Linked DNA regions of Mus musculus: region 2 is linked to region 1. A link is a loop called in an ENCODE intact Hi-C map of the cell type or tissue named here. Cell type or tissue: gastrocnemius. All regions are shown on one strand. Links, peaks and the distances in the headings refer to the core of each region. The heading gives the core; the rest is flanking DNA.

Region 1 (11,400 bases), core at 1,183-9,182:
GGAAAGCGTTTCTGGAATCGCTCTTTTCTCCCGCATTGAAACAGTCTGTTTCCCGCTGTTGACTCCATGCTATATACATGCTATATACATGCTGTATACATGCTATATACATGCTATATAGTACATGCTATAATCATGCTATATACTGGCAGAAGCTTTCACCAAGCTTGCATCAGCTACACAATTAAAAAACAAACAAACAACTTTACCTCCTAAAAATTGTCTGTGGTTTATCTAAAAAGATCCAAATGAGCAAAAAGACTGTGTGGGTGTGGGAGTCTTTCCCAAATAGAGGCTCGTCTCCAGGGACACATAGCATCTTAACATTGCACTGGCCTTTGCATTTGGGTGTTATAATCTGCTTCTCTAGGCATAACATATGCTTTATAGACCATGGACAAAAAACAAACAAACAAACAAAAAACCTTCCCAACAAAGTCTTGAAAGATAGACTTACTGTTCATGTCATGTCAGAATGACAGTCCCTAAGAAACCCAGAGTGGGTATTTAGTGTCTCCAGTAAGTAGTCCAGTTCCTATGGGAGGAGAATACATGTGCTGTTCATGTAGTACACAAAGAATGGAAGCTGTCAAGCTCCTCCTGTTTGTTGGTTTCAGAGCAAGAGAGAAGCGTCCTATAAGCCGGTTGAGTAAGACTCTAAAGTGGCTGCTGAGTAAAGCGATCGCACACACGATGGACTTGCACCGTCAGCTCCGTGGGCCGTACTTACACTTAGAGAAGTTTTTCCCAAGTAGCGTGAGGGGAATTTAAAATTTGGCTTCCCATTCCTCCTTTTCTGTTAGAAGTTTTGTGTTACTTGATAAAAATCCACAGTCACAGTCCCACAACCTTAGTCTGGAGAAAACAAACAAAAAAACAAAACAAAAAAACCAACTCAACCCGAAACTCCTGGCTGGTGGCTGATTGCCTAGCTCACTTCTCATGAGAGGTTTCATCTCCCCAAACTGAATTAACTTCTAACCGGGGAATAAGTTCCTGTGCCTGCCCTGCTTCTGGGAAAGTGTGAGGGAGCATTGTGAGGAAGCTCTCAGGTGGCAGAGACCCCACGTGTGCCCAGAGCCAGCTTGGGCTTTGGTGAGCTTGTCTGGTCACTTGCTCAGCTGGGTCTGGTGTGAGATGGGGACACTGAGTTAGACAGGAAGGGTGACAGTGTTGGTTCTGTTTCACCTGAAGCTTTGGCTGTAGTCACAACACCCTCCAAAGGTGATCAGAAATTGTTTAAAGTAGAGCAGTTGGTTTCTAAACTATTCATTAAGGGGTAAAAACCAAAGACCAGAGAATCAAAAGCCTTAGTCACTTAGCTGAAATGAAGCTGTCTGTGGGTGTGCTTTCAAGCTTTCATGGGCGTCTCCACTGGAGCCCCAACAAGCAAAGGTCTCAGCTGGGTACTGGTTTTAAGGAGCATCGCATGTTTATAATGCATGGCTTCCGTAGGTTGCAGATATCAAGAAAGCAAACAACTTCATCAGAGAGCAAGACCTGTATGCTTTGAAGTCAATCAAGATTCCAGTGAGAAATCATGGGATTCTCACGGAGACCCACCAAGAACTAATGCCCCTTGGGGCTTCATCCTCTGAGACCAGGGTGACCCTGGTAGACCTGCCTGAAGATGAAGATGCTGGTGGAGCAACCACTCAGGGCAACCAGCTGACAGACTTCTTCAAGGGCATTGATGAGAACATTGAGCGGGCTGTGCATTCTGACGTCTTCCACGGTGACAGCTGCTGTGTGGAGGCCCCAGATCAGCTGCTGCTCCCCATAACCCAGAAGCCAGTAGCCGATGGTGCCGACTGTGGGATTCAGTGGTGGAATGCCGTCTTCCTTATGCTTCTCATTGGGATCGTATTGCCAGTGTTCTATCTCGTCTACTTCAAAATACAGGCCACCGGGGAGCCCTCAAATGGCTTGAACGCAACTGTTGTCCCCAATGGCTCGATGACACTGAGCCCAGTTCCAGGGCAGGCTCCCAGGTTGGCAATCCCAGTGCCTACCCTCCCCGCTTCAGACAGCCAGGTCAGCCCTACCACCCAGGCAGGGGCCTAAGCGCATTGTTTCCTAGAGTTGGCAGACTTTGGCAGTTGGCCCTTGTGTAACTGTCACCAGCTGTTTGCATTTCGCTTCCTGAGATGTGTGGACACCATGGCAATCTGGATGGTCTAGACTGAGGAATAGCTTGGCCTAACTCAAGGATGCAGGAGCCCAGACATCCACCATCCCAGCAAGAGAGACATTTATATGAAACTCACAGCTCTTGAAGACATGTAGGGGCCGGCTGTGAGTTCCTGTGCAGCACTCTGTGCAGGCTCCTAAGTAGAATGTGACAAAGGTTCTGCACTATTGCTGCCCCCAGTGTTGAATAGGGTTTCAATGGTGGGCTCAGAGACATGCTCTGTGTCTAGATCAAGGTGCTATATAGTATGTCACTGAGTTTGTCAGTTGACAGCCTGACATGTTATGTTTGCCTCTTCACTTGGCCCCACTGAGGCAGTGCTTCAGAAATGAGAACCTGAAATCCAAACCGCCACCCTCTAATTTAAGCTCTACCCCCAGAGTCACCCTAAGAGCATCTCTGTGGTGGTGGCTCCCTGGGTTCCCCAGTTGGCATCTGGGAAGCAGCTGGTATTGGCGAATGGTTTGAAGGGACTACATCCACCATTAAGCTTCTGTCACATGGACCTTTGAAGCAAACTGGTTGCCATGCCAGCCCAGCATTGTTAATAACAGTGAGTCCCACCCCACCCTGATCATGTGCGCCCAAAGCAGAGTTCTCCCACTGCCTCCTTGACTCATCTATTCTTTGGGTCCTTAGAGTAAACTTGCACATGCTGTGTCTCAGTGTGAAAACCAGACACAATGTCAGTCAGCCGTCTTTTACTGTAACAAAATCATCTCCAGTGGGAAAGGTTTATCTTGGCTCATGGTTTCAATCCATGGCCTGATTTGGGGCTGGGTGGCTGGGGGCTATGGTAAGAACACCATGAAGGAGAGTGTGGTAAAGCAGATTGTTCATGTGGCAGGGAGAGAGAAGGGGAGAGGAGCTTGGGCGCAGGCATCACCTTCAGAGTTCTGCCTGCAGTGGCCTGACTTCCTCCCACTGGGTCCCATTTCTTAAAGGACCCATTCCTTCCCAACACTGAGATGAGGACCAAGCCTTTAAGATACTATCCAAACCCCACCAAGGTAACTCTGGCTCCGAAAGGCTGGAGAGAGAGATGTAGGAGGGTACAAAATGCTCAGGGTTTCCTCAGCCACTCCCTGAGAGCAGTTGGCCATCAGTCCTGTTAGGGATGTTGGGGGGAGGGCTAAGTCAGCCTGCCTTGTCACAGCAGGGGCAGGCAGAGGTGGCTGGGAGCTCAGCCTGGGGAGGACAGGCTAGCAGGCTTCTGGGATGGTTAGCAACTTGACACATAGGCCTAGAAATCTGACCAGAGGAGCAGGACCTTACTTGAGCTGGGCCTCCTGTCTGAAAAACAACCCACCCAGGGTGCAGATAGCAAATTTAAATCATCTTCAGAATTGAGTATTTTGAGGCAGAAAATGAACCCATGAATCTTGGTACAATAAACATCTTGATTATGTAAGTGATTTCTATCTGGATGCTCAAAGACCGTTGTGGCTGTGAAGTTTCTCTTAAATGTTATCATTAACTTCATCAGGCAGGGCTCAGAGTCCCGTAGGGAAATGATTCTTTTGGCAGACAGAGAATGTCTATATTTTTTCTATCTTCTGTCTCAAGTGTTGGGGACTTATTACCACCTGTATATAGCCCTGCGTGGGTTCCTAAGTAAAAGGTGACAAGGGATCTGCAGTGTCAGGGCTCCTGAGGTTGGATGAGGTCAAATGACTATCACAGTGTCCCTGCCTGCTGAGGGCAGGGGTGGGCTTGGCTCAGAGATTTGTGTTCTGTGTCTAGGCAGACCATGGTGCTATGCAATAGTATCAGTATGTCACTGAGTTTTAGACATGTTACAGTTTTAACTTGTATTTCTGTATTTTTCTCAAGTGGAATAAAACAATTTCTTCTGTGAAGGAAACATGATTCTCCCTCTTTTCATATTATGTGGATATTGGTAACAGAGTGAAAGCTGAGAAAGGGACAGCATTAGAGTAGCTGACAGGAGCCTCGACCACCTGCTGAGCCTGGGCAGGTTGCCGCAGGCTCTTGCTGTGCACATCCTTATGTGGCCAGGGAAGGACAGATTAAGTGGTAAACAGTGCATTCTGGCCCACTGACCTACATAATATGTTTCATAATTCAGGTAGATCTGTGAAAGACATACATACTATGGAGTTCATTTTCTGTTCTCTGGGGTGCTTTTAAAATGATTTTTAAAGTTTTAAAATTAATGCGTGTTAATTCCGGTGCCCTTGAAGCTCCGGTGAGAGTGTAGGACCAACTGGAGCTGGAGTTCTAGGCGGCTGTGAGCTGCCTGATACTGGTGCTGACTACCCTGGGGTCCTTAACAAGAGTACTGATTGGTACTCCTAACAATGTAGTCATCTCTCCAGTCTCCAACAAAGAGAATGTTTTAAAGAATAACTTACCATCTTTTTGTTTGGGCAAAGTGCCCTAATTGAAGGAATCTTGGTATTGGTGTGGTGATTTTATACGAGGGAGACAAGGCCCCAGGCTGGGCTGTACACTGCATGCCTGACCAGCAGGGGGCAGACAGGGGGGAAAGAGGCACTGAAGTTTATGGATTTGACAATAATATGGGATGGATTGGGCTCTGGGCCATACTCAACCTTGTAGAGAAAGCTCAAAGTTACACAAAGATGGCTGCAGCTAGGAGCCAAATACACTATATATCCTGTGGTGTTTGTTGTGCAATGGGTGCCATGGGAAGGCAAGCCTTTTGTACAGGGTAGGCCTTGACTGTCACATTACAGTTAGAAAGCTAAGGGCCCGCAGCTGAGTAATCTGGTCTTGGCAGCCTCAGAGCTGCGTTCTTCCGGTTCTGTGGCCATACTGCGCTGCTACCCACCAGGCTGCTGCTGGTAGTGGCCTGATAGAGGTGCTGATGGCTCTGCCTCCTTAGTGCTACCACCTCACACCTGGCTGCATCTGGTTATTTTAAGGTACAATTTCATTGCCCTGAATAAGGAGCATGGGCTACTTTTTATCTGTATTCCATCTATCCACATATACCCTAGCTCTTCAGAATATTTAGAGGTGATGTGATAACCAGCCAGGGCCCTTGTCCCCTGCCCTCAGGTGCTGATAAGCTAGGAGGCAGTGTGATGAAGGCTCTGGCCTCAAGAGAGGTTCCCTAGATGAGCTGAAGGAACACTTCCTTAGCTGACACCAGGAAGGGCAGTGGGAGTCAGTGAGACATCAGGCAGATGCTTTTAGGAAATGCTCTTCAGTGTGATCAGAGGACTAGAGGGTGGAACATTGGGGCTGTGAGTAGCTGGTGACCCAGTATGTAGGGAGTGTAAATGGTATTATGGGAAAAGGTTGCTGGAATGGTTGGGGCCAGGTGCACAACAACCTGAGTTTTACATTTAAGGGTTTGGCATTATTTCAGGAAAATAAGAAGTGATTCATGATGGCAAGGGGAGGCGGACACCACTGAACCAAGCGTCCTTCCTTAGTCTCCCCATTATTCCTAGTTCTTTTGTCTTAGATCCGTGAATTCATATAGTTTCATTTGATTTGGAAAATTGCCATCATTGTTAAATTTCAATTCCTAAATGCTAAGTGGGGAAACCTACTATTCAAGTTACCTCCAAAATACTTGACCAATTACAAAGACAGCACTTTACAGAGAAGCCTAGAAGGAACCTTCACCCTGTGAAAGGACAGCCATCTGTAGTGAGATACACTGACACCATCAATTCCAGAACCAGCTAGGACACATCACTTTGGGCTCTTCACCTAAATATAGACCCTCATCCCAATCCCTGTCGGACTCATCCGCAGCTAAGTGGTGTTCAGCTGGACAGGTGGCTGGGGTGGGCTGCAGCCTTCCAGCTGGCACGCAGCTTGGAAAATCACTTTCTTGGCTGGTGCCACTCAGACACACAATCAGCTTAAAACCAAGATAAAGGTTTAGAGCCAGGCACCCATGGGAGCTGACTAGGAACTCAAAGTGAATTGATATTAAGTAGCTGCAGCTGTGATTAGAATATTTTTAGCCACAGGACTCAAACAGCTTTCAAAACCTGCTAATAACAGCCCCATTATAGCCAGCAAGCAAAACCAGTGCAAAAAATTAACTTGATTTGACACCAAGAATCTGCTTAGCTAGGAGCTGGCTCACATGGCAAAGGAGAGGAAGAGGACTTTTAAAAACAAAAACATAAAACTGTGGGTTTGGATAACTGGAGCTTGATCTGAAAGTGGGAGGGATCTGCTGGTGTGCTGTAACAGTCATCTCTGCAAAACACAACTCCAAAGTCACATCGGCCTCTTGCTCGACCTCAGTGCTGTGTATGTGATCCTGGTAAAACTCATTTCACACTACAACCCTTAAAGGTAAATGGGAACAGGACAGGAAGTGCTAACGCCTGTGCCCTCACACTTGAGGCTCTTCTCCATGAGTAGTTCTTGGTGACCCCCTGGATTTAACTGAGCTGCAGCACAGCCAGGCTGATTCTGGGGAACAAATGGCTGGCTGCTTCCTACAGGCTCCAGGGCTGTCTAGATGCCACAGGGTGGAACTGGGGAGCAGGGATGCCTGGTGGCCATGCCAGAACCTGTTTTCCCCAGGCAAACATGACAGAGTCTGGATGTATGGTCAAAGCCAGGCCATCTTTACTGGAGTGAGTGCAGGAGACAAATAGCTTACAACAACCTCAAGCATTGTCTTAACCATTTGATAAAAACTTCACTATAATATTTATTGTATAATGAAGAAAAAACAACACATTCAGGGAAAAATTGAGATTAACTTATTTTTCTTAAAAGGTTCATCTCAAGGATGGCAACAAAGTCCAGCTTGTGCCGCCAAACGGTTTTACATGATCAAACCGAGTACAGCTTCTTTGTGTGAACTGTTGACTACAAACATTTACCAAATACATAAATCTCTTTTAAAAAAGCCATTTTAAATATAGCAAAGCAGTGTCTTCTTGCACAGCAAAGTGAAGAAAGTTTCTACAGAGAAATAAAAGTTTTACATTTGTAAAGTTCTTTTCACATTCTAATCATCTAGCTTTTTATGATCCAATGCCAGGAGTTTTCAGGTTCCGTATTTACTATGTATTTCTTGTGCGCATGATGGTTAATACAGAAATTATGTTAATACATTAGTCGTCTTTACAGTTGAAAGGAAATGGTGAAACATGTATTGTTCTTTTAGAACAAACCCCTGATTTAGTTTTGTAACACAATGGATGTAATTAGGGCTCAAAGGATGGAGTTTTGACTGGGACCACCTGTGTTGACACAGCGGTGACACTCACTCTCAGTATAGAACCACTTAGAGTCCTGAGGGAACTTCCCATGTCCAGTGCAACTTAAGCTTTTTTTGTTTTTCTTTTTAATAATAAAATATGTTATCTGAAGGGAGAAAACTTTCCTGTGATGGTGTCTTATACAAAACACATGAGTCTCAAAGGGTAAGAAAAGTCAGTTTAAAGCAACACTGTCAGTGTCCTCCCTGCTCTAGGCTGGCTTCCACTGAGAGCCGTGGATGTGGATGTGTTCACACATGAGCATCTGGGTGAAGGATGTCAGACCCATACGCTCCAGATCACACTGGGCATATGGGGGAAGATTAACAGTCAGATATTCAGTTCCTGAAAACGGAATACATTGTGACTTGGTCAGTGTAATTTAAATACAAACTCCGAGCCTCGTGTAATATTCCTTTAGAAAACAGTAGTTGTCCTGATTACAAACCTGCATAGAAAGAAAGACTATTGAGATACAGTCAGAAAAGCCATCGCATAAGGCACACAAGAAAATAGACAGTAAATGTGAATGTGTTAACTCCTATTCCAGTATACAGCAGAAGTTCATGAACATGCATAAATAATGATGAAAGGGTCACTTAATACTTTCAAAGCTATAAATGGTTTACAAAGTGGTAAGGGTTATCTTGGACATTCAGTGTTGGGAGACTGTCTTGTTTTAGTCAGGTCTGACCTTATGAAGAACGTGCCTGTAAGTCAATTCCGTACATCTCAGAAAGCAAGCCTACTCTTTTCTGAGTAAGAGCCGAGTGTTGAGACCACAGAGAGGAGAGCAAACATCACCCCACTTTTTTGGCTTCTGCTAACACGTGCTAGCCAACGGTCAGTGAGGCGCTCTCCGCTGCACAGCCTGTGCCCGCTCGCTCGCCACGGTGTGTGTGCCTAATACCTGTGTGCCGGGCAGGAAGGCTGGCGATGAGTTGTCAGGACAGCAGATGAGGAAACATCAAAAGGAGCAGAATTTAGGGAAGTCGGGGGGGGGAAAGCAAAATGGAAGTAAAAACTGCAGGTAGCTGCTCAACATTGTTCAATATAAAATAGCAGCCATTTTTAAACCCTTTAATTTTCAGGAAAAGGAGTATTTAAAAATCTAGGATAAAAGATATACAGGACTTTGAATTTTGTTCATGGCACAAGCCCAGTAAACGGATCAACTTGCCATCACCAACGAGCTGTCTCCCTGTAAGAGTAAGGCCTTGTTCAAAATCCAAGCTGAGGGTGGCACCAGTTTCCGTCAGGACACCGAGAATCGTGTCGAGGGTTTGCACCATAAGAGAGCTGTTCCCTGCACGCCCGTGCCTTCCTGCGCACGCACGGACGCTAAAGCCCTCCTGGATTTTGTAACCAGCTGCGTCATTCTATCTTTAGAGTCAAGGAGAAAAAGATCCCTTTCCCTACAGATATTTTTCTAATTATTTACCACTTATAAAACCTTTGTGCTCATCTACTATTCTGCCATTTTCTCTAATATTAGTTAAATTAGGTCATCTTTCTACCATTTTTCCCCCACAAAAGGCAGGTTTTAAATAACGCCTTATAAAATCTGTTACAACACATTTTATATTTATGCAGGATGGACTTAACACCAATTTCTTGCCACTTTGCTATTTATGTACACATATAAAATATATAATGATGCTCACCCCATACAGCACAAAGCTCACAACAGAACATCACACATTCACCACCAGTGAGGGGAACCCTTTACACAGGCCTCTGAAAAGCTGGGCTGATAATTAAAATCCAAAGTACAGTATATTAACAAAATAGTAAATATTAAACAGTGAATACTCTACTTAAGGACTTCGCCTTTCCCCCCAAATTGGCGGCAATCCACAAAAATATACTTTTTAATCTGGTGACCATACAATACATAGGTACTTACATCAAAGGTGATAATATATTTAAGATGCTATATACACAAAGAGTTTGGCTCAACTTTTAATTTACATATAGAATAATAAGTGTTCATGGCTTTTTTTTTCCAAGGTTCTGCTTGCAAGATATTTTTGTTTTTTCTCCCCTCTTAAAATAAAACTAAAAAGTTAAAACAAGATAAAGCTATTCTTTAAAAAAAAGTTACAACATACAGCTTTGGCTTATATAAATAATTCAGCAGAATGTGTTCAAAAGTAGTGGATATAATTTTATATATAGTCATCAATTCATTAAGGGTGTTTTCTTTCTTATAAAATATACATGACCTAAAATCAGTTTCTTTAATTTTTAAAGATATGAATGTAAAAGAAACTTCTGACATATTCCAATTATAACTTAATATATTAATTTTATTTTGTTAATGCTCTATATTTCTAGGCTAGTATTTCTGAATATTTCATGCGTGTTTTCTATTCTCTCTTTTTAATAGCTAAAAATCACTTCTTTGACCCAATACATTTTTTTTGCACGTGCAAAACAGTTATGTGTGGGGCTTTTTGTTTATTGTTTGTTTGTTTAATATCAACAGCCCTTTCCCATGCACCCCTTTGCAATAGACCCATGCCAAGTTGGGTTATTAATATAAATGACATTTTATGTACAGTATTGCTTTCTTGGTTCCTGCTTTTCTACTGCTCTGTTCTACAAAGCATTTTGTTTTCTGAAGTAACTACAGTCACCGCACAGTTAAATAAAACAAATAGGGGGCCCCCTAGGTTTCTGCAGGCTAATGTGGAAGAATTATATATGGGTACACGTTTCTCTGCAAAAACTTTATCTTACGAAACAAGTAGTCCAAGGAAGTGCCAGACTGGTCTGTTTCTACAGGGTGCTTTGTCTGCCATGTGGACACACATCTGCAGACCTACAAGGAGTTTGCAGTAAGTGCCTGATTTTGTGTATGCAACACACACCCACACATACACACACACTCACACCAACATACATATATATATGTAAAGGGATATATATGTATGCATGTACATATAAATATATTGAACTCATGTCCTTATTCACCAATTTAAGATATGTAGGGCAGTTCACTGCAGTAACACAAAGAACAAACATGAACCAGGAAGCCTTAGGTCACCCATGTGTCCATCCTCATGCGTTTTACAGAAGGGCTTTCTCTGTCCTCAGTATTTGGAGGTCGGCCAAGCACAATTGGAGAATGGAAGTCACCCCGTGGATCCTCCCGGTCACTGCCATCATAGGAGCTGCTGGAGCTGCTCAGACTGTCCACAGGGGAGCGCCCCATTTCCTGCCGGGGTTGGGGCTGTGGAGGTTGTGGCGGTGGCTGCTGTTGTGGCTGCTGCTGCTGCTGTTGGAAGCCTGATGGGGTCATTCTATCACGGGGAGGTGAAATTGGCTCTGACTTAATGTTGATGTTCTGGTTGGTGTTAATGGACAAATTTGAACCCTGAGATAACTGCCCTCCAGCCCTGTAGAGAAACAACAGAGGTGAGATGGTTTGGCAGCACATCTGTTTAACTCATATACAAAGCTCAGGAAACTGTCTGAGAAGACTGAGGGCCTAAGATCCCATTCTTTTGCATCTCAACTTTGAAAAACAAAACAAAACAAAACAGTTTTAGTGTCTGGTGTCTCCCATCCCTCAGGATCCTCTGTCCTGGGCCCTATGACAAGCACATCTCATGCTTTTCTAATAGCCATGAGATGTAAGTGGAGTCATCCTCATTTTTCACCAGAACACGTAGTTTCAGAAAGGCTAGGAATGTGCCTGGTAGGATGCGAGACAGGACTTTCCCCTGTGTCTAAGCTTTAAGGCCCTCCCACTTATTTGTGGGCTTTGTTATTTATTTTTTTGTCACCATGCCTCCCATGTTGTCCAGGGATGGTCTTCAATTCCTGAGCATCAGCCTCTTGAGCAGCTGGAATTATAGGCAGCACCAATGCCCAGCTTTCAGGTCCACAAAACCTTTCCCTAAGATTCTTTGCACTTTCACCTATAACACAATTCTCCAGAGCACTACTGATTACAATTCACATGTGTGGTTCTTT
Region 2 (11,400 bases), core at 1,026-9,025, 530 kb after region 1:
GCTAAGGCTAGCTTTCTGTACCCCACCCCACAGAATGTGAACCAGGAAAATAAAAACCGCACTGAACGTCCAAATAAATATAGTTCCAAACGAATTTCCTCATGAGTCAACTCTTCCCAAATGGCGAAAGGAAAAGCCGTTGACTTTTGGAGGCAGGAATGAAATAACAACCAATCCTGCCAGTGGGAGATAGCTTCAGACTCCAACTCTGCTCTGCCAAAACTTTTCATGCCACGGGCCAGGCCAGGAGTCCTGGGGCCTCCCACACAGGGTAGTGCTTCCAACCCACACAGCAGCAGCTTTATCCAAGGCTCTAAAGACTCGGGGGAAAGCCCAGTCTTTTAGCTGCCGTGCAGAGAACCTCTCCAGCCACAGCATCAGCGATGCTACGCTCTAGCTCTACATCAGGGTCAGTGTCGAGGAGCTTGGGCCTTCCCTGGCTGAACATCAGAGAGAATGGCCGGAGCTTGCTAATGTCCTGTTCATCTCGGGTCTTAAATGTTAGAGCTCAAGGGAACTTGAATACTAGGAGAGCCCATTCACACCCAAAATTAAATATACTAATAAGAAGCATGAACTGTGGTCCGGTGTAGTGGTATATACCTTTACACCCATCAATTGGAAGGCAGAGGCAGAAGGATTTTTATAAGTTCAAGGCCAGGCTTATCTACATAGTGAGTTCTAGGACAGCCAGGACTATATAGACCAGAGAGGCCTTAACATAAAACGTGGAGGAGGAGGAGGAGGAGGAGGAGCAGCAGCAGCAGCAGCATGAGTTGTGTGCTCTCTGTGTTTATAGCTGTACCCGGTAGCACAGTACTCCAGGGCATTTCAGAGGCATATCAAACTGGCTATGTGTAAACTGGACTCAGACCTCTGATCTTTACACGCCCTTGTGCAAAGAGTGCCCTACTTCTGGTTGCCATTCACAGTTCTGGGGTCAACCCCGCCCCAAGCCCACTCCATGTCCCTTACTACTTTATCCAACCTGTCAGCAAACCTTGATATAGCTTCAACTTGAAAGAAGAGCCCTCCCTCAGTCTACCATTCTGCATCCTGTCTAAGCTTCCCATGGCCTCAATTGCTGCAGCGTCGCTCCTACACTGGTCCATGAAGCCGATGCTCAGCACAGCAGAGTCTGATCTGCTACCACGTTCACTCCTGCTCAGGACTCCCTGGTGGCTTTCAGTGGGACTCAGATTTTAAAAGAAGGCCCTGGAGCTGGAGAGATGGCTTAGTAGTTAAGAGCACTGCCTGCTCTTCCAGAAGTCCAGAGTTCAATTCCCAGCAGCCACAAGGCTCACAACCATCTGTAATGAGATCGGATGCCCTCTTCTGGTGTGTCTGAAGACAGCAATAATGTACTTACATTTAAAATAAACAAGCAAATAAAAAACAAGTAAACAAATCTAAAAAACAGAACAAAAACAAACAAAAAATCCCAGTCACCCTCTGCTTCATTGTCCAGCTCTGCTGGCTTCCCAGGTTCCCGATGAGCACACACTGGTGCCACATCACCATGGCCTCCTGTGGCCTCTTTCTTTGTTATTTTTCACTGCTTTATCCTTAGCTACAAAGAGGGAGACTGGCACCTGAGGTCCCAACCACCATTAATTGGATAAATTAATAGAAGCCATCCAACCAATAGCAACCTGTGAGCTGCTTTTCATTTTCACAGAGCGGGAAACAGGGCGAGGAAGGGGTTAATGAGCTTAATCTTGAAGAAATCTTATACTCTGAGATAGAGTGAGAGTCAGAATTCAGCCCCAAATAGGAAGGCTACAAGAATGCTGAGCTTAACTACACAGCTAATCCTGTCTGCCTTCTTTTCAAAAGAAATGTCTCCTTAGTGTTTTGGAATCGTTCACAAATGGTTGGAGCTGGCAGCTAAGAGTCTCCATCGCAGAACAAAGTCAGTGTTTCTAGGGTAAAGCTGGAGTAAATGACAACATCTTCAAGGCCTTTCTCAGGCCCCTTGCAGGTCTTCTAACATCCCCTGCCACTAGGATACAGAAAAAAAAAGCCAATAAATAAATAAATAAATAAATAAATAAAAATACAAGCTAGAATAATACACCATGAAGGGTCTGAAAACACCCTCGGGTTCCATGAGAGCAGGCTATCTCTGGGCTAGCCCTTAGAAAAAGCAGTTATCACTGGACCTGTGCAAAGTTAAAGGTTTAAGAGAGGACGCATGGCCCAGCAGTGAGCTGCTCACATGAGCCTGGATGGAACTCTGTTTTGGCCACTTATAGACTGATGGCTCACCCTCGTCTTTACCATCTGTAAAACAGGGCTCATGTTAGTATCCACCTTCTGAGATTGGTGTGCGGACTAAGAGTGAACACATGGACTAGGCCTGATGCCTCCCAAGGCTGTTAGCAGTGCAACGTTTCTACAGAAAGTCAGCTTAGCCAGTCTTTATATTTTCAGTCCTCCAGACTGAGCATCTAAGAAACTTGGGGTGGGGGGAGGGGAATGGTAAAGGCTTGGGGTTGAAACAATATTTTCTCCTTCATATAATTCGGAACACTGTTTATGATTGGGGAGAAATGTTTCAGAATGGAATCTGAAATGCAGTTGCTTTAAGATAGCTGGGCAAAGAGTTACAATACAGGTAAGATTGCAGCTGGTAACATTTAGCAAAGGCAAAAACCTAAACAAATTGAGACTGAAGAAGAAATCCAGGTCCTTCACACTGTCCTGCTCTTGTTTCCAGGGGGGAAAAGCCAACTCTGAAACAGAGAGATCCCAGGGTGGGGAGCCAAGGGTGGGGTCCTATTGCAAGTCAGGTGTGACCTCAGGTACGACTTCATTAGTGGTCTGGAGTCCTTGTGGAAGGGCTGGACAGTGATTCTATACATACTTCCAATTCCTAGTCTTTCCTCCATTTGGGGAACTCTGCTTCTCTGTCTCAGATTTGCTCCTGAAGATTTTATTAGTGGGAAAAGGTTAGGCTGTTATAAGAACCTTAAAGCCAGAGCTTCTTCAAGGTCCATGATCTCCCACCCACTCTCCAGCTCTTTGGCTACCAAAATCCTAGCCCATCGCTGGGGAACCAGAAAAAAAAAAAAAAAAAAAAAAAAAAAGAGATGCTGACTACCAGCTGCTGGTCACATCACCCCAGTCATCCACTCCACACATTTTAGAAAATGACATCACAACATCTCCAACCTTCAGCTCCTAGCTGCAAACTCTTCTCTTCAAATATTTCTTGAAGTTGTGCTCATCTTACTCCAGACCAACTTCCTGAGAGCCCCTCATCGTGTGATTTGGGAGTAATTCCAATTCTGGCTGGGAGTGAGCTAGGTTGGGAGCCAAACACTAGGGCCAAACTGAGCGTCCAGAGAATAAATCAGCCACAGGTATCCGCACACATCGTCAGAGGGTTAGAGCTCAGCTGCTCTGACATAAGAACCGTTTATATTAGTCTGTAGTTGTAATAACATCTCACCACAGGGTCCTGCTTTCTCCTGGTTTTTACACAACCCAGAGATCTGCCCTCAGCTCGTACTGTGAGCAAAACAACTCTGACCCTTTTTCTGTATGACAGTTACTTAGTCCTCTCGCGGGAAGAAACAAAAACCAGAAAAATAAGACATCTGCTCGAGGAGCTACAAGCAGCTGTCTCCAGCTGGGAAATCATTCTGGCAAACAAAAACAAAACAAAACAAAACAAAACAAAAAGGTGCTTGGAGCCCTCTTTAAGCATGGTGAGCCTCCTGGGGAGGACTTGGCAGTGCCTTGCAACCTCTCAATGTGTTGCCTATCCAGGTCTGAAGTCTGGGCTGAGTTTTGGATTTCAGGCTACAAGCTCTACAAAAGCGCAGGAAAAAGAAAAAGAAAAGAAGAGAGGAGAGGAGAGGAGAGGAGAGGAGAGGAGAGGAGAGGAGAGGAGAGGAGAGGAGAGAACAAAAACAGAACTAACAGGATCGTTGATCAGGATGTGCCTAGACACGTCTGGATCTAAAGGTAATCCAACTAACAGGATGATGGGCACTAGGCTAGCCACCGGGACCTGTCACATGGCGTCAGTCCTCCGATTTAAGGATCATTGCACCAACCCCTTATTCTTAGACTAGCTATATGCCAGAATCCCGTCGCTTCATAAATAGCAAAGCTGCTGGCAGCGTACGCTTCCCTGGGTGGGGCTGAACCAGCTGGGTGTCCCGGGAACCCCTGCTGCTCGCCTACTGGGTGCACAGGGGTGCGTGTACAGGCTATTAGGGAAGGGGCGCGGTCCCTGCCCACGGACCTGCCGCTCCTCCGCCTGCATCCCGTACTCCTCGCGCATCCGCAGCAGCTCATCCTCCAGCCTCGCGCGCAGCTGCTCCAACTCCAGCGCCTGGTTCCGCAGCGCGTCTGCCTCCTGCGCGCACAGCCGCGCCTCGTCCTCCGCCTGGAGCCGGCTCTCTTGGCCGCGGCGCAGCGCCTGCTCCAGCTCGCGCACCTCGTCCTCGTACAGCTGCACGCTCTCCCTCCACGACTCGGCCACCAGCAGGGCGTAGCTGTCGTGCACGTCCCGCAGGCGCGGCGGGGGCGCGGCGGGGCTGGTGGCGCGGGCTCGGAAGTGCATGGTGAGGCTGGCAGCGCGGGCTCGTAGATCTCGCACTTGGCGTTCGTGGGCAGCGTCCAAGTCGCGGCGCTCAGTTTCCAGCCGGCCCAGCAGCGCCTCGAGGGCGGCGCGCGCGCCCAGAGCCTCCTCTAGCTCCCGCCGTTGCGCTCCCAGCTCGGCATCCAGGCGGCTGCGGGCAGTGCCGGCTTCCACACCCTCCCGCTGCAGCTCCAGCAGTTCCCTCCGCAGCGCGTCGCGCTCGCCCTCGGCCAGGGCTGTGGACCAGTTCAGTTCATCTAGCTGCTGTCGTAGGCTGCGCGCCTCCTCGGCGTAGAGTGCCTGATCCTCAGCCCAGCGGTCCTCCCGGCTCAGCCGGCTGCGCAACTCCTCCTCCAGTAGCAGGTTCTCGCGCTCCAGCTCTCGCACCCGGCACACGTAGTCGTAAAGCCGGGCGTTGAGCTCCTGCAGCTCCGCCTTTTCAGAGCCCGTCTGCAGCCGCCAGGACAGCATCTTGCTGGGTGTGCCGGACCCTTTCGATTAGCCGCTTGCCTCCTGCCCTGATCTTGTCCCCTCCGCCCCGCCGCGCCGCGCCCGCCGCGCCGCTGCCTCGGAGGCCCTTGGACTGGCGCACCGACTGGCGAGCTTCCCCACTTAGTGGCCCGGTCGCGCGGCTGTGGACTTGGGCCATCGCCTCCAGCCAATCAGGACGCGGCCCGCGCGGCCACTGCGGCCGGACAGCGCCCCCTGCCGGACAGATCGGGCCATGGCGAGGCTGCCCAGCACTGGCCCCCCTGGTGGCCCAGGGTAATCCCACGTGGGTTGTCGGATTACTGCGTGCTGGCTATCTGGGACACCTTATGAGGCTCCCCGTTGCTACTCCTAGGGCGCAACTAAGGCACCCCTGAGTCCCAGCTTTCTTTAATGAAAAATAGTTGCCATTAAATGAGAGATCCTTTTCGTAGAGGAAGCTTCTAATTGGTTGCTCTGGAGATGAGGGGCAGGAGGTGTATTCTTTAAACTAGAGTTATAGTTCAACAATAAAGAGCTTGCCAGATAAAGAATATGCCAGGCCTGGATATCAATATCCACCACCACAAAACAACTTTGCGCATGTATATTGCACATCCGTATATACACATATACCTGTTATGTTTTTTAAACTAAGACCATTTCAGTAATTTTGCTTTTATTTTTTATGTGTGTGAGTGTTTTGCCTGCATGTATTTGTACCACGACGGTGCACACAGACGCCAGAAGAGGGCGTCAAATCCCCGTGAAACTGGAGTTAAAGGCAGTTGTTAGCCAAAATGTGGGTACTGAGAATTGAAACCACATGCTCTGCTGCCAGTGCCCCTAACCACTGAGTCATGTCTTCAGCCCTACATATACATTTTTAACTTCTGGCATGAATGCATCTCCATTTGCCAATATTATATGTTTAGGTAAGATTTCCTTTCCACGCAGAGTGGGAAACGCTGTTACCTTCTTACTTGCACAAACCACCTTCATGGGACTTTATGCTTTGCAATATTAGCATCATTCTGGTGGAGAAAGAACCTAGAAAGACTTTGAAGTGCTCTGAGCACAGAACATTCTAGACACCTACCATCTCTCCAGACTTTTGCAACTGCCTTATACACACCCCCATTATGACAGCCTGGGAGGGGGGCCGCTGTCTCTTCTTTCAGCAGTGTGCCCTTAAAGCACTTAGTTTAATTGCCATAGAAACCACAGCTCTCTCAGTTTGTGCATACTTGCATCTCATTGCATTACACGACAGTTACAAAGGATGGTAGCCAGAGTCAGTAGCATTACAGAGCGCAGGAATAGGCACAGGTGGCCCTAAGTAGGGGGGTGGGGGGTATTCAGCACCAAGGCATTGGCCTGGGAGCCCTGGACTCTGTTCTTCCGTTCTCCCATCCACAGGGGCACATCAACACTTTGGTCCTTGGTGATCATCACTCAACCTTCTAGATTACTCATCCTGAGCGCCCTGGCCTTGACCACCCCACAACAGCCGACCCTCACAGGGCAGCTACAGAGTCACCTGGACTCAGCTGGAACCGTTAACTCTCATCATATTGAATGTCCAGACTTCCAGTTCTGTCTAGAGGTAGGGAGCCATCACACATCATTGGCCCCAATTAAGAGGTTGCTTTGCTCTGACTCCTTGGGTTTTTCTTGCTTCCCCCCACCCCCACCCCGAGTGTTGAATTGTAAAACTCAAAACTTCTCCTCACTTCTGCTGTAAACCCATCTCTCAGGAGATGACTGCTCTGGGGGCATAGCTTAGCAGAAGAAAGACAAAGTCAAAAACTTGTGCTACTGCTTACTATTGCAAAACAATATCCCACTGATCAGACTTAATCCTCAGAACTGAGATTCGGAGACATGGGCTAGTGTCCTTAAATATATGACTGTGAAGTGTGGGAAGAAGTGAGCATATTAGAGGTGACCAGGGGAGCCAACCTGAGCAGGCAAAGGCTGCACATTCAAAAAGAAGAGCCTAACCAAGTGGGAGGGAGGAGAGGGCTATTTGCGAAGGATGTGGGGGTGGAGAAGCACCAGTGACCTAGGGAGTAGCAAACCAAGAGCCTTTGTGCCCAAGTGCTAGCGGAGCCTGGAGTTCTGAGATACGGCCTCTGGACAGAGGAGAGCTGCAGAATATACCCTAGAAGGGAGAAGGTGAGCCCAACCTCTCTTTCCTGCTGCTCTCCTGCCAGGGTCTCCCACTGCAGAAGCCTGGCAGTGGTGTATGGGATAGGTCTCCTGCTGTGTGAGGCTGCCAGTTGTTACATGTGAACCATGGGGTCAACACAGCTACTGTGGAAAATAAGTATACAAGCTTATAATTCACAATACAACAAGAGGGAGATAAATACTCAAAATGTAACATGTCCTAATCACTCAACTGCATTTTCTTATCTGTTCTTGAAATTCTACATAGTTAATGTTCATGAATGTCATGTCAGGGTGTTGAATATTTGCACTATAGAAATCAGCCAGTGATTTGTTATCTTTGGCTGGGACCTTGCTTTGTGGATTGTCTAGCCTTAGTCTTCCCTTTGGTGTGCATCTGTTAAGACGATGGGTTAGCCAGGTGGTGGCTGCAACAGTGCACACCTTTAGTCCCAACACTGGGTAGGCAGAGGCAGGTAGATCTCTGAGTTCCAGCCTGGTCTAGAGACTGAGTTCCAGGACAGCCAGGGCTACACAGTGAAACCCTGTCTCAAAAAAACAATCAAACAACAACAACAACAACAAAAGACTACAGGTTAAACTTAGCAGTGTGTTATGATGTATCTATTGGACTGGGAATAGGGTAACACCTTTTTCAGTATCTCAGAACTATTATCCAGGCCAGCGAAGAAGTTCAGAATGGAGATTCATCACTATTTGGCCTTGCTTGATAAACAAAAATATTAACAAGAATTCATACCATGCTATACCTATTCATCAACTGCAACCATACACTAATGTCCAAGTCCTCAAAAAGCCACAAGAATATTCTATAAGAATCAATTGATTATATTGATTATATAAGGAGTATTGGATATTTTGCTATTGCTTATAATAAGAATGTGAAAGCTGTCTCAAAGGTGCCACAATATAGAAAGAGATGCACTTTTTATTAATATCTGACTAGAAAAAGTCCCTGTGGCCTTTGTTTCTGGTTTTCATTCTTTCATTAGAGTAGGTAATCTAAACTGGGCAAATAAAGGCATATAATATTAGAAAATTAATATATGTTATATTTCACCATGGAATTAAACATTTTCTTTTTCACTTTGAATGTAAAAAAGGTCTTGTCTTAATTATTGTGCAGTTGCTAGGAAGAGGCACCAGGACCACGCCGACACTTAAGAAGGAAAGCATTTAACGGAGAGCTTGCTTACAGTTTCAGAGGTTTAGTCAGTCCATTGTCACGCTGGGAAGCATGGTAGCATGCAGGCAGGAAAAGTATCTGAGATGCAGCCGTCCTGATGTCCAGCAAAGGGTCTTGGGGGTTGCCCTGGCTTGAGCTTTTGAAACCTCAAAGTCCACCCGCTCCCCAGTGACACACCACCTCCATAAGGACCTCCAGTAGGACTCCTCCTAATCCTTCCATGACAGTTCATCAACTGGAGACTAAGCATGCAAATATACCAGCCTATGGAGGCCAGTCTCGTTCAAACGCCACAGGTCTCTAAATTATTTCTTTCTAGAACTGTCCTAACATAAACCAAATGGTTTTTTGAAACCATTGTGTTAAAAATGGTATTTCTTGGATTTTTTTTTTTTGTTGTTGTTGTTCATTGATGGCCTTGGGGACTAAGCTGGGGACTGTGTGTATGTGTGTGTGTGTGTGTGTGTGTGTGTTTATTGGGCCCCAACCACTTTGAATTTCTCAGGCTGGGACTGGCCTTGAACTAACCACATAGCCTCAGGCCACCAACTTGCTTCCCTCCCACCAGGCTCCACTAAAGGCAATGATTTAAAATTTTGTTATTATTGTTTTTACCATAATCCTCTTTGGCAAGCAAACTCCTCAAGAACTGTCTACCTAACCTGTTGTTCATTTTAATGGAAAGAGATGTCAGAACTAGAGCAGAATGAAGAAGTGGGCTTTTAGTGATATCTGAGGAAGTGAACAGCTCCCGGCAGGGAATGCTCGCTCAAGGATGGAGAGTCAAGAGGGCTCATGATAACTTGCCAAACCTCCCTGTCCATAACCTTGAGAGTGGAGCTAGGCTCCCTGGAGGGGATCTCACAGCTAGTGAGTAATGAAAAACCCCTAGGAGCAAGAGGGTCCTCCGTGCTGGGTTGGGGAAGCAGAAATATGGGGTCTTTTTTCAAGCTAGGAGGGGGTGGAGTTACAAAACCACTCCACACCCAGTTGGCCCATGAATGTTGATGGATCTTAGCCTCTCTCCCTTTCACTCCACCTCACAGGCCAGGGAACTGCTGTGTCCCAGACAGACAGCTAAAAAGGAAGAGCCTAACTGACTTTTGTATCCTATGTTTGGCACAGTTTTTAGGGACACTGGGATGATCTCAGCTAGACAGAAGTGGGGAGAAGATCTTGGGCACTGGAGCCCAGGGGAGCTGTGCTCTCCTGGAGCTATAGCAGGGGAATGAAGAATGCAGTGGTGACCTGCACCTGGCACACAGGGTCTGAGACGCCATGCTAGGCAGAGCGGTAAGGAGACAGGTAAACTCAAGCTACTAGGACATCGTGGCTCATGCCAATAAGAGGCTGAGAAAAGAGGATCACTTTGTAAGAACTGAAAGTGAGTCTTCGGGTACACAGTGAGCTCTAGGCTAGGCCCTGGGCTGCAGAATGAGAGAGACCCCTGTTTCCAAAAAAAAGAAAAAAGCCAGTTACAGTATGGGATCCAAAATAAGAGCCCTAACCTGTATTTCCCTGAGGCATATACTGAGTCTTATGCAGCAAGCCAAAGAGAGCCACTCTAGCAGAGATGGGGACACCGGCAGGACCAGATAAGCCTCCAAGATAACCTTGTACAAATCAGAAAGGCACCCTTCTTGAGCTCACTCTTCCTGGCTTTGTTGCTGGATAGTTCCTCGATGCCAAGGCACCTTCATCCAAGCCTTAGCAAGCCCAACACTTACCCTTCCTCCGGACAGACGTCAGGCAGTGAGCAAGCCTCTCAACCATCCATGGTAGCCCCTTGTCTCAGGCTTTGCCTTGGTTGATGAAAACTAAGGTCTCTTAAAGGAAGGCTAGTGAATATCAGGACAGGTGACATGAGGACCAAGTAGGCTCCCAGCCCTGGTAACTTGTAGACATTTAAGTCCCTCCAGGTAAGGGGCTCAGATGCTTAAACGGATAGAAGTTGAGTTACCGTTATCCTGGTGGAAATGGAGGCTCAGAGCAGAAATTGGGGATGAGGTGCAGAGACAAAAAATGCCATCATTTTCTGCGTGCCTATGTCTGAGAAGACATCTGTCCACAACAGGTGCTGCCAGGTAGAAAACATGCAAGTGGGGAGAAGAGAACACCCTGAGGCTGGCAGCAAGGGCTGAGGGGGGCACAGTGGCAGTAGATATCTGTGTGGCTTGCACACAACAACCTCTCTGGGCCCACTGCCTTGCCTGTGTGATGAGAGGAGAGCATCTCTCTGTGAACTACCGCAGAGCTATCCAGGGGGTATCCTGGGGAACCTGTCAAATGGAGGGTGCTGGGGCCATGCCCTCCCAAACGAGGCTGATGGTACCTACCCAGAACCACAGACAGAAGACTGGCTTACACCATCAGTTAATCCTGGCATAGCCCTCCCATATTCTGAGCTTGGAGACTGGAGGGATCATCAATACATGGCCCAGGGCCTGACACACAGCCCTCAGTAAGCCTGAGCCATGCTCAAGGGTGAAAAGGTTGGAAGCTCAAGGCTTAGGCATCACCGGGAGACAGATGGCCAGGGAGCCATCTCAGGAAAGCTGGGGCAAAGAGGATACCTAGCCCACAGGTGCTCAGCAGAATCCAGAATCAAGTGAGCTGGGGACCAGCGGAACCGAACCTCCCAGACTCAGTTTCTCCTCGGTAAAGCTCTTTCTTCAGGGGGTTTCTCAAAGGATTAGATGAGACTGGAAGGGCCTCAGGCACATTTCCTCCCCACTGTCACATTGGGAAACCTATTTAAATTCTGCCTCTCCGCTAGAGCCCAGGGCATTCTCACTTGGTCCTTGGTTCCTCTGGCTATTTCTGGTGGGTAGATGGCTTGTTTAACACTGGTTCATAGGGGCACAGCAAGTGTTCAATGGGGTTCAGGCTGCCTTTACAAATGATGCAAAAATAGCATTTGTCATGTGAAAAAAAATCAACAACTACCTCTGTTCTGTGC

The links. Hi-C counts contacts between places; a loop is a spot of excess contacts. Peaks named below come from ENCODE experiments on the same cell type or tissue, not always from the same donor. Only the 100,000 strongest peaks of a DNase experiment are listed, where the experiment ranks them.
Region 2: a loop joins it to region 1, with 2.7 times the contacts of the local background. A loop is called at or near these places in 7 of 42 quality-filtered maps.

The regions. Positions count from the first base shown.
Region 1 is chr7:67,224,409-67,235,808 of GRCm38, forward strand. It overlaps Lysmd4 (LysM, putative peptidoglycan-binding, domain containing 4), which reads left to right. Exons shown (of 3, transcript NM_175215.4): 3 at 1,456-4,060. The coding sequence ends at 2,064. Mef2a (myocyte enhancer factor 2A) reads right to left here. Exons shown (of 11, transcript NM_001291195.1): 11 at 6,755-10,820. The coding sequence ends at 10,460. Among named protein-coding and RNA genes, the nearest start is that of Lysmd4, 7.6 kb to the left of the region's middle. In gastrocnemius, for the core only: a CTCF peak has its summit at 4,684 (motif pointing right); DNase peaks (open chromatin) are centred at 2,026, 3,358, 3,900, 4,168 and 2 more places; H3K27ac peaks cover 2,401 bases.
Region 2 is chr7:67,754,564-67,765,963 of GRCm38, forward strand. Synm (synemin, intermediate filament protein) reads right to left here and starts at 5,179. Exons shown (of 5, transcript NM_207663.3): 1 at 4,256-5,179. The coding sequence starts at 5,065. In gastrocnemius, for the core only: CTCF peaks have their summits at 4,491 and 4,691; DNase peaks (open chromatin) are centred at 4,236, 4,529, 5,269 and 5,809; H3K4me3 peaks cover 4,614 bases; H3K27ac peaks cover 4,612 bases.